Linked DNA regions of Homo sapiens: regions 2, 3 and 4 are each linked to region 1. The links are chromatin contacts, found by Hi-C or POLR2A ChIA-PET in ENCODE. All regions are on one chromosome and are shown on one strand. The core of a region is the stretch at or near the end of the contact, and the rest is flanking DNA. Distances in the headings are between cores, read along the strand shown. Region 1 overlaps MSI2 (musashi RNA binding protein 2). Region 2 overlaps MSI2 (musashi RNA binding protein 2). Region 3 overlaps MSI2 (musashi RNA binding protein 2). Region 4 overlaps MSI2 (musashi RNA binding protein 2).

Region 1 (3,400 bases), core at 467-2,966:
AGTCATGTGTTAATGGCTCCCAAGCCTCACACCACACAGACTCCAGGAGGCCAGGCAGCAGCTCTGTTTTCCAACTTCTGGAGCTATGAGAAAACTTTCAAAGGATCTCCAGAAGAAGAAGAAAAAGACTGAAAGAGGGAAACCGCAAGTCAGAATTCCCACTCTGAGCCAGACACAGGCTCTTCTGTGCCTCTGTTAAGCCCCAAGGCAGAGAGAACGCTCATCTCCCATTTAGGAAACAAATACTCAGAGAAGCTAAGAGACTGGCTCAAGGGAACAGAGCTACTAGGTAGAAGATCTTCAAATGTATGTCTGATTTTTCCCTCCTCATCCCAGAAGGATACCTTGGAGTATTAGAGAGACTGCATTTTTCTCATCCTGATTCATTTAGTCCTTCATTCTTTTGTTTGAAGAGCTTAACAGAAGACAGCTCCTACACAGGGCTCTCTCTTTCCAGGTAATAACAAGCTCTGAGAACATTCGGAGAGTTCAGGGTTCATGCTGCCCCAAAGGATCTCTGAGAAGAACCAGCCCTCCACACAACCAGCTGGAACATCACAGTGATTGCCCCTGCAGGAGATGTATATAATAAAAATTGAATGCTGCAGCATGAACTTCATACATACTTGTCCTCTTGGTTTATTCATCAGAAATAATTATCTGTGCTTGCTTTCACAAGAGCACATATTTTATAGGGTACATTAAAATTTAATGGATTTTTAATAATATTGTAACTACCGCAAGAGAAAAACTGGAAAAAGCTGCGCCACATGTCTTTGTGGCATTTTGGTGGTTTGGCTCCAGCTTCGCAAAGAAAGAACTCATTTGGTGAGGAGGGGCGGGCAGGAGAGAGTGAAGAACCCATGCAAAACGCTGGGTGGGTATGAAAAATTTTATATTTGACTACTGGCATGAGAGATCTGTGCTGAGGGAGGGAAGTCAAGAAGGAAAGATGACAAATCAACAGGCATACTTTAACAAATGGCAAATTATGCTGGACTTAACCTGACTTTGGGCAACTTGGGATGTAGCTCAGAACAGAAGGAGGATGGTGATGGTGATCCACGCAACAGACACTTCAATTGTGGAAAGGCATGAGCAGGCGCTGGCCAACAGAATAGAATGCAGCTACAGGGCTGGAAGAGATCTGAAATCTCATCCAATGTCTACAAAGCCGAAATTTGTAGAAAAGATAGCCAAGGCCCAGAGAAGTAAGACGAGGCCCAAGATCACAAAGGAAATTAGCAGGTCTTTACATTTCTGTCGGGCTTCTTCTATTACTGTGTGTGGCCCAGGTTAAAAGCATATACTTAAATCTAACTCGAATGGCGAAGATAATGTTCTCAAGTCTTTAATAAACTGCTGGGTTGCAAGCTGCACATTTTTAGCCATTTCTGGGAAATTTAATTCCATTAATTTTCATAAGCCATCCCATGGTTTTTATTTTGATATGCATCACAAAAGATCACTCTATTTTAACTTTTTGGGAAAAGTTTTTTCTCTCCCTATGGGACTCGAACCCACATATCTGAAGGACTCATTAAAGAATAGAGTCCTATCTAGAGGCCAAGATGAGGTGGCCCCTTTAGTTCCTCATAGAAGGCTGCTATACACGCACCCAGTACAGTCATCTGGAGCCTCCTGAAGTGTCACCAGTCCAGAGACCAGTGTCTATTTCTGGACAAAGAAAGAAACCCATGGTGCCCTGCCACCAATGATGCATCCACAGCCAGGCTGACTCACCCATTCGTAAGTGCACTGCCAAAAATAACACCTTGCCAAAATTACGTTGCCTAATCTTTGACAAAGTAATATCCAAATTAAAATGAAAAAAAGGCTTAAATGTCAAGTGATGATGGTGATTTACGCTGTACTGATTTATATAATGCGCCACATCTCAGATGGGCCAATTTTTCCATGACATCAAAGCAGACCACGAGCAGGGTTAGCGGTGACAATGATGGCTGGAGAATGAGCATGGGTCTGGAGTTTGCTAGCCCTGGACTGAGCGCTCTCTCTGTCCCTTGGCAGCTTTGTGCCATTGGGCATGTACTTTCCTGTCCCGGACCCTCATTTTCCTCACCTGTGACAAGACAAAAGAATACCTACCTCACAGGGAGACTGTAAGAATTACCCATTTATCTTTTTTTTTGAGGCTGAGTCTCACTCTGTCACCCAGGCTGGAGTGCAGTGGTGCGATCTCAGCTCACTGCAACCTCCGTCTCCTGGGTTCAAGTGATTCTTCTGCCTCAGCCTCCTGAGTAGCTGAGACTACGGGCACCTGCCATCATGCTCGGATAATTTTTGTATTTTTAGTAGAGATGGGGTTTCACCATATTGGCCAGGCTGGTCTCGAATTCGTGATCTCATGATCCGCCCTCCTCAGCCTCCCAAAGTGCTAGGATTACAGGCGTGAGCCACCGCACCTGGCCCCATTTATCTACTAATAAAAGCAGTTCGTGTAGTACCTAGTACACAGTGGAGATGCAATTAATGAGAGTTATTATTTAAAATACCTGGTATTTACTATCACTAAATACGATTTGAGTGGATTGATAGTTCCTTTCAATTTTCATATGTAGAACTATAATTGTAAAGCTGTGTAACATTTGATAGTATTAAATATTAAACCACTGTGTAATTAAAGCCCAAAATGTCAAACACTGCAGCATAAACTACCTGACAGGCCTCCAAATGCCCTTTCACCAAGGTGTGATTTCTATTTATTTTGCTTTGTTGTTATTTTTGTGGTTTTGAGATGAAGCCTCACTCTGTTGCCCAGGCTGGAGTGCAGTGGTACAATCATAGCTCACTGCAGCCTCGAACTCCTGGGCTCAAGCGACCCTCCTGCTTTAGCCTCCCATGTAGCTAGGAGTACAGGCACATTTTTTGTACAGATAGGGTCTCACTATGTGACCCACACTGGTCTCAAACTTCTGGCCTCAAGCGATCCTCCCCACCTCGGCCTTCCAAAGTCTTGGGATTATAGGCTTGAGCCACTGCACCAGGACTATTTATTTTGTCTCAGTAAAAGTATACTGTGCCTGAGGAGAAGGAGGAGGAGGAGGAGAATGAATGGGGAGGAGGGACAGAGGGAGAGAGGCAGAGAGGAAGTCCACCAGTAGTCTAGAAGGTTCTACATTCCCAGGCCTTGTCTCTTACTGTTGCCACCTTCAGGAAAAACCTCTCCTTCTGATCTACTCCGTCCTGTGCAAGCATCAGGCCTTCCACACGCCCCATGTTCACGCCCTACATACACACACAAGCTGTAACTATCTACAGCTGGAGATACTCCGTCAAAGTAATCACATGACCTCTCAGTGTCAACATGCGCTTTGACAGAGGGTGAGGGGACTGCCACGGGGCCATTAAGCGTGGACATTAAAAGCGCTGATGGAGC
Region 2 (3,400 bases), core at 613-3,112, 250 kb before region 1:
CCTCCCTTCCCGCCCTTCCCATTCATAACACTGAATGAAAGTCATCAATACTGAACGTGGTCGGAGGATGGGATATGTTATGGAGAGTTTGGGCATCTTGACATAACAGTAATGATGGCGGCAGAGAGTTTCCTTTTGGGGTGGAGAGAAGGGGATGGAGGGAGGGATGGGGGGGAATGGTAAACCTGGAGGCTGGGGCCAGAGCTGGGGTGGAAGCCAATGGTTCTACAGGACACCCACACACTCACCTCCTGCAGGAGAAGGAAAGGGGGGATTTAAACTTTTTTTCCTTTTGTTTAAAAAAAAAAAAGACAAAGAAGTATGAATGCAGAACATACCGACTGAACCAATTCATAGCTAAACCATAGCTGACCAAAACACCTGCTTTCTCTTGGTTATCCTGCAATGTCAACTCCAGAGTGAGAACAGCAGGCTCAGGATGTACCTTTGCTACAGAGAGAGTGGACTTGACACGCACAAATCCAGAGAGTGGTGGGGTTGCAGATCGGGGGGCAGCGGAAGGTGACACTGCCTCGGCCCCCCCAATCCCATCATTCTGACCCTAATGAGGGCCGCAGCCTGTCAACCAGTTAACCAGGTTAATTTTGTCTCACCTTTATTTCTCCTTAGTAGTTTAAACTTTATTTTCTTTTCCAAAATGGAAAACAATATTTTTTTAATTGTTAAAGGAAGTTCTTACTGATTTTTAAGCCTCAAGGTGAGTCTGGGCTGGCTACCTTTGGGCTACGGCTAACCCGTCTTAAAGAACCAGACATTCTGAGAGTCACACTTTCACATCTTTGGCTCCAGAGGGCTGCTCCTTGCAACAATCACTTCTCCCTTCTGCCTCCCTTGGCTTCTCCCCCTCTGCCCTATGACCAGTTGCCTTCAATGGCAGAGGCAAAGAACATCGATGCAGGTGGGGTCACTCCTGGCTTTGGCCCCTCCCTTTCCCAGGGGCCTGTGATTTGAGGCCCTCAGTTCTGGTGGGCCTGGAAGAGCCAGAAGTGGATTGATTTTCACCCACTTGTCACAGGGATGGGAAGAGATTGATGAGGCACCCAAGGCACACTAGCAGGAGACTGAGACAGAGACACAAAGATACACGGGAGACCAAATCAAGCTGGGCCTGGCTCCTGACTCAGCAGAGAAAACAGAACTGAAGCCTCCAGATGCCCTTGGGGCGGGAAGCCCGAAGGTGAGCCCCTCTGAAGCTGTAGCTGAGAAATGAATAAACTGGCCAATGGAAAGAGCAGGTTAAAGAGAAAAGAAAAAAATAAATTATAGAGGCTTAGAGCAAGTGAACGGCTGATCTGGGAATGCGCTGGCAGAAAAAAGGGATGGAGATTTTTGAATATAGAAGATTCAACTTGCAGATAACACTTGGCCCTCTCACTCATGGAGGCAAATATGAAGCCGAGATATTCAAAAGGCGGTATTATCTTAGTCTAACACACTTTTTTTCTTCTGAGCTCAGGAAAACAGAAGAAGCTTGGACAGTGGACTCCTGGTTTTGTCCAGGCAGCTGAAACCCCTCCCTATACAAATAAACTAATTAGCCCGTTCCATTTTAGGCTAATAGGATGGGGTGGGCATGAGGAGGCGCAGTGGTAGACGGAAAGTTTTTTGGCTTCTTTCTTGTCTGGCCGGATGTGAACCCAGGAAGGTGTTGGGCAGGCCCACCTAACTAATGGGTGGGGAGAGGCAGGTTTAGGTTTCCGTTTCTTCCAGCAGGAGAGCCACCTAGAGACTAATCTAGCCAGCAGAAGCAGCCTCGGAGACAGGATGTAGCATGCCCACAGAAGGGTGCTGTTCAGAAATACCCCCTTCTGCAGGCTTAGATAGAAGACAAAAGGGCTGTTGGTATTATGCCCATCCTTGGCAACCGCTCCCATTCCTGTGTGTGGGGAGGCCTGTGGTTTCTGAGTCGGCCTGAAGGGAATTTCACAATAAGCAGCTCATCTTAGGTCTATATTACCCCTCCTTGCTCAGTCCTCCTCCATCAAATGACACTAAAATCACCGTGGAGAAGACACTGTATTAGAATGCAGCTTTCAAATCCCAAGTCCCGTTTTATTACGCACTTGCTCATCACGGTGCCGGAGCCTCAGCTCAAAGTCACCTTGCAGATGTCCCCCAGCCAGGGGTGAAAGACAGGGCTGCTGGGTCCCCACTAGAGGGCGCAGCCAGCAGGCAATAAGCACCCAGTTCTGGCTGGTCCCGCCTCTAGCTAGGCTTCTGGGCAGTGGAACCCGCACCCCTGAGGGCTGGGCGCATGGAAGAGAGGAGCCTCTATTTTCCACAGTCGACACTTCTCTCTGTCTGTCTCTGTGAGCAGAAGAACCAGGCTCCAGAAAGCATGTTAAAGTCCCCGAACGAGCCATCTGGAAACCCATGCATCTTTGAGAAGACTCATAAAAAGCAACGGCTCTGGCTGCTTAGGAGAGAATGGGGACTGCCACTCGGCACATAAACTTGTCAGTAGCTGTTCCTGCTGTCTGACAGTGGGAAGGCATTAGGGACAAAGCAATTTTCTTCTTTTGCAAACTCAGCGTAACTCCACAAACTGAACACTGGCTGGCTACGCAGGAAAGGGGGTCATTTGAGAACCCGTCTCCCTCTAAGAGGAGAGGTGGGGAGTGGGGTTGGGGGGTGGGGGAAGGCATGAAGCCAAATCTCTCACCTGAGGGTGCTTTCTGTGGAAGTCATTCTCCAGTCAATTCTCAGTGATCCTTCTAAGCGAACGGTGCCTTTCCCCAGGCACGGAGACTTATTTTGGGGGGCCAGAATTGGTCCCATATACCAGGATCAGCTTGGGAAGAGAGGATGGGACATGGCTCTTAGTGGGCAAGGGCACCTTGTCTACTGCTCAGCTAGGGTGTGCGTGTGAGGGGGCGGGGACAGGGAGCACACTTTGTTGAATAAATAAACAGTGCTGAGGTTTATAAATTGGATATTATGACTCCTGTCCCAGAAGAGGACAACGTCTTGCAAACGTCTTGGCATTTTTGCAGCAGGAGCTATGAGCATTAAGTGGCTTGGGACAAGCCCTGCTCTAGGATGGCAGTTTGGGGGCTCATTGCGGTGATCAGGTTCATTTCATCAGCAGCATCCATGGCAGGTTCCTCTTTGCCCCTCATCCTCACTCTCCAATATCCTCTGGGCTTTCCCAGTCAAGGTGGCACCCACAGAGAGGCAGCAATGATGTAAGGAAAGGGAGTACTGGACTCAGAGGCAGAAGACCTGACTGTGACCCCAGCTCTGCTCTTACAGTCAGGTGCCTTGGGCTAAGAAGCCACTCACAAGCCCAAGTCCTCATCTGTAGCAAGTGAGTGATGCTTTCCTTATTCAATCTGACTCATGGGACTGCTTCAAGAATGAAAAAGAGACAGAGCTCTGT
Region 3 (3,400 bases), core at 396-2,895, 160 kb before region 1:
TCCTTGCGTTTACAGCAACATCTTCCCATTGACCAAATGGGGACAAAGAGGGCTGGAGATTAACTGAGAGGTGACTGTCTAGGGGAGAGGGGTCCTCAGATGTCCTGATGGCTGGCACAAGGCGGCCCTTGACTGGAGGCAGATGCGTCTGCCACTCAGAGCAGGCCACAGGGCACACCTTGAGGCCAGGCAAGGAGGCAAGACCTGGGTCTCCAACGGGAGCCACCGCCTCTCCCACCACCCAGCATGGGGGCCAGATCATCCCTGCGTCCTCCAGAGAAGGCAACCGAGCGACAGCAGAGCTTTCCCCAACTTGAAAATCACCGAGCACAGATAGCCATGTTACGGCCATTCTGCCACTTGGCCACAGAGACCAGTAACTTCAATTTATTTGTGTCTGGGGCCTTAAGGAACCTCAGCTGTCATCCTTTCCTTAGTTTATTACCAAATTTCTAAAATATTACATCCTTTATTATATCCAAATTCACTTTATTGCACTTGACAATACAGATAATCACATACCATATGCTCTAATGTTTTGAAACCAATGCATGTTGACAGCGGTTTTTATTCATGATGCATAATTCCATCCCCAGCTCACAATGAGGCATCTGAGCACCCAGCCTGGTGTTAAGACTTTTGCCTAATAACAGATTAACAATACAGCAAGTTTCCGAGACACACTCCCTCCCATGCCATTTTCTGTTTACAATGGGAAAAATGTACCTGGGCTGAAAAGATGGGCTTATCAAAGAGGAGGGGGAAAAAGAAAAACAACCCCGCATCATCACACACCCACCAGTCCCAGAGGGTTTATAATGATTTGTTACTGTTCCACGCTTATGAAACTTGATATTGAAAAGAGGAATTGGTTTTGCGCCAAGTAGCAAGGCAACTAATCACACCAACCCACACTGCTGGCCCCTGAGAATGGAAAGCACAAACTGCCCCAAAGCTCTCATTAGGAGTCTCTCTTGTTTTTACTCCTGTTTTGCTAGAAGCAAGTATTTGTCACTCCTCTACCTTGGTGAGACCATCCTTCTCCCGTCCCCTTCCCCTCATCCCCTGGGCATTCTTCTGTTCCCAATTAGCCCCAAGCTTCCTGGCGAAATGAATACAGCTGGGGATGCATCCTACCCCCCCAGTCCTGGCACCTCTCAAGCAGAAAGGCAAGGCCAGTAGGAACTGTCTTTGCAGCTCCTTCAGCGGCAGAGCCCCTTGTTCTGCGGGGTGGCTGAAGAGAAAGGGTGGATAATTTAAAGATGATCCCCTAGCTTTGCTGTAGTGCCCAGAACAAACAATGCCATTTCATACGTCCCCTAACTAAGCACTTTCATTTGCTTCAGAGAAGCACTCAAACAACTGTAAACCCATTAGATCATGTCAAACGTGGTGGGAAAGAGCTTGGGCTGTCACCAGCAGAGAATCAACTCAGATTTATAGATTCTTAAAGCTTTAATATATAGATATTTGTCTTCCCCCTGCAGATAGACAAGGGGACCAGGGCAGGGGCGGAGGAGGCAAGAAGAACGGCCCACAGCTCAGCGGCAGACAGATTGGAGTTTCACAATCATTCTCCCGGATAATGGGATTTCTCAACAAGGGGAGGAGCGGGGAGGAAGAAAAGCGAAGCCTTCACTTTGCTGAACACTTGGCTGTTTTTCCAAAGCTTTGCTTGCGGGTGGTGTGGGGGAGGAAAGAGATGTTATTATCAACAATGCCTCTGGAGTACCCAGTGACCTGCCGTGAACAAAAGCAAGTGGCGACCAAAGAAGGGCTGGAGTCCGAGGACGCAGAAACACTTACTCAGCCACCTACAAAGGAGGCCAAATGAATTAAGAGGCATCTTACTCCAAGTAATTGCTGTGCTTCTGAACAGCTTAAGTTATAACCTTTTTTCATAAATAAGAACCTACTTTCCCTTTGGGCTTACATCATGACTCCAAGAAAAGCTTTCTCTTTATTTCTTAATCATCTTCAGCAAGTAGGGGGCTCTTCCTACTACCTCAAAGGGTTTGGAATTTTCTTTTTAATTTTTTTCATTTTATCCTTTTCTCTTGCTTGTCTATCATCTACTGAGCATGGCAGTAAATAACTGGTAATTAAACCAATATCTACTGGAGACCAGGGCTTAAAGATATAATTTTATACAGAATCCTCCTGAAATATTACCAGTTGGGCTCTATGGGTCTGGAAATGGGACGGTTTGGACCAGGCTGGACTTTCATAATGCAGGACCCACCAGTGGTTTGCAAAGTGGTCCCTGGCCCCATCTTGCTGCCTCATCAATTCTAGTCTCTGAATATTTCTGGGGAAAGGGGCATCACCCCTCGGTACTTCATAAACACAGCTTGTTTGAGTTGGGCATCTTGAGGTGTTGCTAAATTCTTCAGCCCAAGGATCAGCCTTTCTCTTGGTAACTTCACAAACGGCCACTCATGGTTGGGGAAGCAGCCTGGCCCCCCTCCCAGGGGTAGTCCTTCAAGATCTAACGTAGCCACCTCATTTCTCCTTATTCGAGTCTCCTTGGTTCCTCTGGAATTTTTCCCGTAATACTGTCCTGGTCCCCATCAGACGACCTCCTCTGATGTGGTCTATCTTGTCAATGCCCCTCTTAAAATAAATGCCTGGAATGGAATATTCCACATGGGGTCTGAGCAGTGCAACCAAATACCGGACTGGACTTCCCTTTGTGGTGGCGTCCTTAGCAGCTCCATCACCTGTTGCCTCAAAGAAAACTTAACAGTCAACTAAAAAAACCCCAGGCTTCCTATAAACCATGTCAAAATCTCGCCCTGCCCAACCTTCCTTTTTTTTTTTCTTTAAAATTAGACATCGATTATAGTCATTTTTTTTTTTTTTTTTTTAAAGACAGATTCTCGCTCTGTCACCCAGGCTGGAGGGCAGTGGCGCATCTCAGCTCACTGTAACCTCCACCTCCAAGTTTCAAGCGATTCTTGTGCCTCAGACTCCCAAGTAGCTGGGATTACAGGCATGCACCACCGTGCCACTAATGTTTGTATTTTTAGTAGAGACAGGGTTTTACCATATTGGCCAGGGTGGTCTCAAACGCCTGACCTCAGGTGATCCACCTGCCTCGGCCTCCCAAAGTGCTGGGATTACAAGTGTGGGCCACTGCACCCAGCCAACATGGATTATGGTCTTCTGATTATAAAAGTAACATTCATTTTAGAGTCTTAGGAAATACAGAAAACATCTATTCCTACAACAAACATTCATTGGATACCTTCTATATGAAAGAATCTCAGCTGGGCCTTTAGGATACAATGGAGAGTAGGATCCAGCCCTTGCCTTCAAGGCTGTGAGAAGCACACAACCCACATTCTCCACGGCTAGAATGTGTGCAAGGAATAGAGTTGTTGAGCCTGAGCTCCAGGAC
Region 4 (3,400 bases), core at 621-3,120, 130 kb before region 1:
GGAGCCCATAAAGGGGCAGGGAGGGAGGGGAGAATTGAGGTCTCTGCCATTTTCAGGGCCCTCCTAGAATTGTTAAGCCTACATGAAGGACCAGACTGAAAAAACTTCTCTCTCTGGAGCTTTGCTTTAAATTTCTTCTCTTGAAAGAGACAAACTTGTGGGCTGCCTTTGCTTCACAAGAAAAGTCGGCTACCCATCCATCACAGAAGGGCTGCCGGCTCTTTCCTCACCGCCTCTCTGACCACACTGCTCTCTCGCGATAAACACAGGACTTTCAAAAACAACCGGTTATCTCTTGGCCAGGAGGAGGGATGGCCACAAAGGCACATGAGCTGGGCTGCCCGTGCACCCTCCTCTCTGCCCCTCCGCGATGAGAATCGAAGGATGATTCAGAGCCGAGATAGATTTCCAGTCTATTTCAAAAGAAAAAAACGGACCTCAGAAAGCTGCTCAGGAAAGCTCCCCCATCTCCTTAGCCTCAGCCTGTCTTGGAAGGTTTTTCAAAGTCAACACCAGGGCAGAAGTGGGAAAGCAGGGAGAAGAATGGGATTCTTAACATCATTTAAAAGCAGCTCAATGTCCCAATCCCCCTCCCACCAAATAAACGTCTCTTTCATCTTTCATCCCAGCCTAGAAAATCAAAACCTGGCTAGGGGTCCAGGAAGACCTGTGGCTGAATTTTGAAAAATTGCCGAGTGAAAGATGATACATTCATTCTGCCTTCCCAAACAGCTTTCAGTTTGGGCTGATTTTGCACTGGTCGAGCCTTGGCATCCACTATGGTCCCCAGTCCAGTGCTCTGTGCCCATGAGCCTAGTTCAATCAGGACTACTCAACTGAAGCGCTGAGCCCTCGAGTCTGGCCTTGGGGGGCTCATGCTCTAGCTGCGGGGATGGACAACCAAAGGCTGCATTTCCAACACTGAGGTTTCTGATGCCACTTTTGAATAGGCCAGGCGTCTCTCATTATTCCCAGTGGTGCCAACATTCTCAAAACAACAACAAAAATTTCTGAAGTCACTGGAATCCTTTTTCTACTTTTGGTGGGGTAAAGAGTTCATTCAAAGACCAGTATCAGCCTCTCAAAAGAGAAGTCTCCCAGCCCACGCCACATCAGCCCTAAAAAGCTTGGTTCTTCCACTCTGTGAATTCTAGGGGCAGTGATTTCCGGGTTGTTTATATTTATGTCCCCACTTATTTCCTAAAAATACTGAGGTGTCTTATAATGCTTAAGCACATATAAAACTGGAAACTAAGAGCATGAATCAAAGCTGTAAAAGATGACCAGTCACAGAAAGAAGAGACCAGTGTTCCCCCATGTTGGGGCTCAGAGAGGGTTGGGTGAAGCTCAGAAGCCAGAGAATCACCTTCTGGTTGTAGAAAAACTTCAAACGTAAGTTTGAACCAGAGGAAACTTGCCAGACTGTCTCTAACCAAGGAAGCCGTTGCTGGGCAATAGGGATTAAAAAAGACACTCAGAGATCAAGAAAGCCCATGAGCCAAGACCTCCGGGGATGGAGGCAGGTCCAGGACGGCGACACCTAGCGTCTGGCCCTGCTACTTCAGGCCTAGGCTAGAGCGTGCCAGGAGGTGGAAGACCCAGGGGCTGGATGCAGCAGGGCAGTGAGTGGGGGGCTGGGTTGGGGGGTGCTGGCTGGTCTCCATAATCAGAGACAAGCAGCAGGCAGAAAGCCAAGCTCAGTTCCCAGGACTCTCTCAGGAAGGGAGTCAGGAATTACAGACCAGTGAACATCACTCTGAACTTCAATTAGACCGCTGCAACTCCCCCATGGGTTATGTGCGTTACTCTGTCCCGTTAGCAGTAAAAACCTCACGACCAGATGGCCTGAGGGTCTAGTGAGGAAGTCGGGGGACAGAGCCCTGGTGTGTGGCCAGTCCTGGGGCAGCAGCAGGAGAGACCTGCTGAAGGTCACATGAGCTGGGTCCTTGAGCCCCAGGACGAGGGGCTCTAGGTCCAGCACATTCTCTGTTCCAGAAAACCCCTCTATGCAGCAAGTGGAGTAGGAGGCAACCCTTTGGAGCTGAGGGATCCAGGGAAGCTGGGCTATTGGCTTGGAGTGAGTGCTCCAGCCAGGGGGAGAAAGGTTGGGTGGGCACAGGCAGGGCATGACATCTGCCTAAGCTTCTCTTTCTACAGGAGCGGTCAGCACATAAAATCACCTCTAGTCAATCCTTGCCCCAAGCAATGGACGCCACTGTTTCCAGCTTTCACGCCCGTGATCTTTTTAAATCCCTTCCTTCCCACCTTTAGAACCCAGTGAGAAGTCTCATATGCAAATGGCCAACTGGGATACTTCTTGTTATTAACCTCAACACCTGCACTTGAAAGCTAAGACTTCAGCAGTGGGTGGGGGAAGGGCGGTGGGGCATGGCAGTGCAGGAAGAGGGGGGTGTGGGAACACCAGTGTGTGTACATGCATGACCCCATGGGTGCACCTGGGGCTCGGCAGACGTCATGCAGCAACTGGCACACATCAGGCACCTGATTTCTACCCTCGGCTGAACAGCAATTTCCAATCCAATAGCAACCTCATCCCAGACGGCGGTCTGTGTGCCTTCTCCACCCACCTGAACCTACCTCTCCACCTACAGACCTCCGCCCTCCCTCCGGCAGCAATCCCCGAGGCTCACACCAAGCCAGGAGTCTGTGGCCAAGCTGATTCTCCAGCCCAGGTGAGTCCAGTGAGGACCTACCCGCACAGGAAGAATTCAGGATGGAGCCGGGGCAGGTTCAGCCCCTGATCTGGAGACCTTATTTAGTCTGAGACATAATATTGCTCCTTTTGTCCCCTATCCATTTACCTCCCGGCACTGAAATAAGGGGACTTTGATTCCCTCCCAGTTCATGGCTTCATTCAGAAAGCTCCACAGAAGTAAGCCATTATGTGAGTTCTAAGCCACTTTGAATAAACCAACACAACTCCTTTCAAAAAAGCACCGGGAGAAGGTCATTCATGTGAATAATAACCATTCTTTCTCTTTAATCATTAAAATAAATAAATTCAAATTACATCTCCAGAGAGCACCCATCCCCCCATCAATTTCTGCTCTTGAGTTTAATAGAAAAATGGCTCCTGAAAAATTCTCCTGTGAAGTGAGGCTGGTGTGGAAGACGCCAACACAGTGCTCTCATTCAGAACACTCTCGAATGCAGACTGAATCAGGCCCTAGACAGAGGGCTACGTGTGTGCCTATGCGTGTTGGTCTTGGATGTGCGAACTGTCTAACCCTGCTCTGAGTTTTCCTAGGAAAAGGAAAAATGTCCTGAACCTCGACTCTTCCCCAGGCTGAAAATCTCCAACATTTTCCAGCCCGGCTTCAAACCTGACAGAAAAAGACAAGGGGAGACAGGTATTAAGAAAACGGAGAGCTCGTTTGGA

Evidence for each region. Hi-C counts contacts between places; a loop is a spot of excess contacts on that map. ChIA-PET counts read pairs that join two places held with the same protein, here RNA polymerase II (POLR2A). Pooled maps may share reads with other maps.
Region 2: a loop to region 1 is called in a pooled map, with 3 times the contacts of the local background. The contact joins two enhancer-like sites. A Hi-C loop is called at or near these places in 2 of 168 maps with a recorded cell type or tissue (aorta and posterior vena cava), 1 of 37 single-sample maps with no recorded cell type and 4 of 50 pooled maps.
Region 3: a pooled map shows a loop between it and region 1 (2.5-fold over the local background). The contact joins two enhancer-like sites. A Hi-C loop is called at or near these places in 1 of 168 maps with a recorded cell type or tissue (HepG2) and 1 of 50 pooled maps. POLR2A ChIA-PET finds 5 or more read pairs at or near these places in 3 of 52 experiments (PC-3, SK-N-SH and WTC11).
Region 4: a loop to region 1 is called in a map of A673, with 1.9 times the contacts of the local background. The contact joins two enhancer-like sites. A Hi-C loop is called at or near these places in 2 of 168 maps with a recorded cell type or tissue (A673 and HepG2) and 4 of 50 pooled maps. POLR2A ChIA-PET finds 5 or more read pairs at or near these places in 1 of 52 experiments (SK-N-SH).

What each region holds. Positions count from the first base shown.
Region 1 is chr17:57,421,212-57,424,611 of GRCh38, reverse strand. The region is part of intron 6 of MSI2 (musashi RNA binding protein 2); the gene reads right to left. Among named protein-coding and RNA genes, the nearest start is that of MSI2, 170 kb to the right of the region's middle. RefSeq lists a silencer at 1,618-1,818 and an enhancer at 1,668-1,847. Within about 2 kb of position 1,716, at least 10 of the 41 ENCODE cell types and tissues checked have a DNase peak (open chromatin) inside an H3K27ac peak, as active enhancers do.
Region 2 is chr17:57,670,858-57,674,257 of GRCh38, reverse strand. All of the region lies in intron 11 of MSI2 (musashi RNA binding protein 2), which reads right to left. Among named protein-coding and RNA genes, the nearest start is that of MSI2-AS1, 64 kb to the right of the region's middle. Within about 2 kb of position 1,862, at least 5 of the 41 ENCODE cell types and tissues checked have a DNase peak (open chromatin) inside an H3K27ac peak, as active enhancers do.
Region 3 is chr17:57,576,221-57,579,620 of GRCh38, reverse strand. All of the region lies in intron 7 of MSI2 (musashi RNA binding protein 2), which reads right to left. Among named protein-coding and RNA genes, the nearest start is that of MSI2-AS1, 30 kb to the left of the region's middle. RefSeq lists enhancers at 1-165, 166-666. Within about 2 kb of position 1,645, at least 15 of the 41 ENCODE cell types and tissues checked have a DNase peak (open chromatin) inside an H3K27ac peak, as active enhancers do.
Region 4 is chr17:57,550,626-57,554,025 of GRCh38, reverse strand. All of the region lies in intron 7 of MSI2 (musashi RNA binding protein 2), which reads right to left. LOC107984993 (a long non-coding RNA gene) reads right to left here. Exons shown (of 2, transcript XR_001752947.3): 1 at 1-3,400. Among named protein-coding and RNA genes, the nearest start is that of MSI2-AS1, 56 kb to the left of the region's middle. RefSeq lists an enhancer at 1,618-1,837. Within about 2 kb of position 1,870, at least 5 of the 41 ENCODE cell types and tissues checked have a DNase peak (open chromatin) inside an H3K27ac peak, as active enhancers do.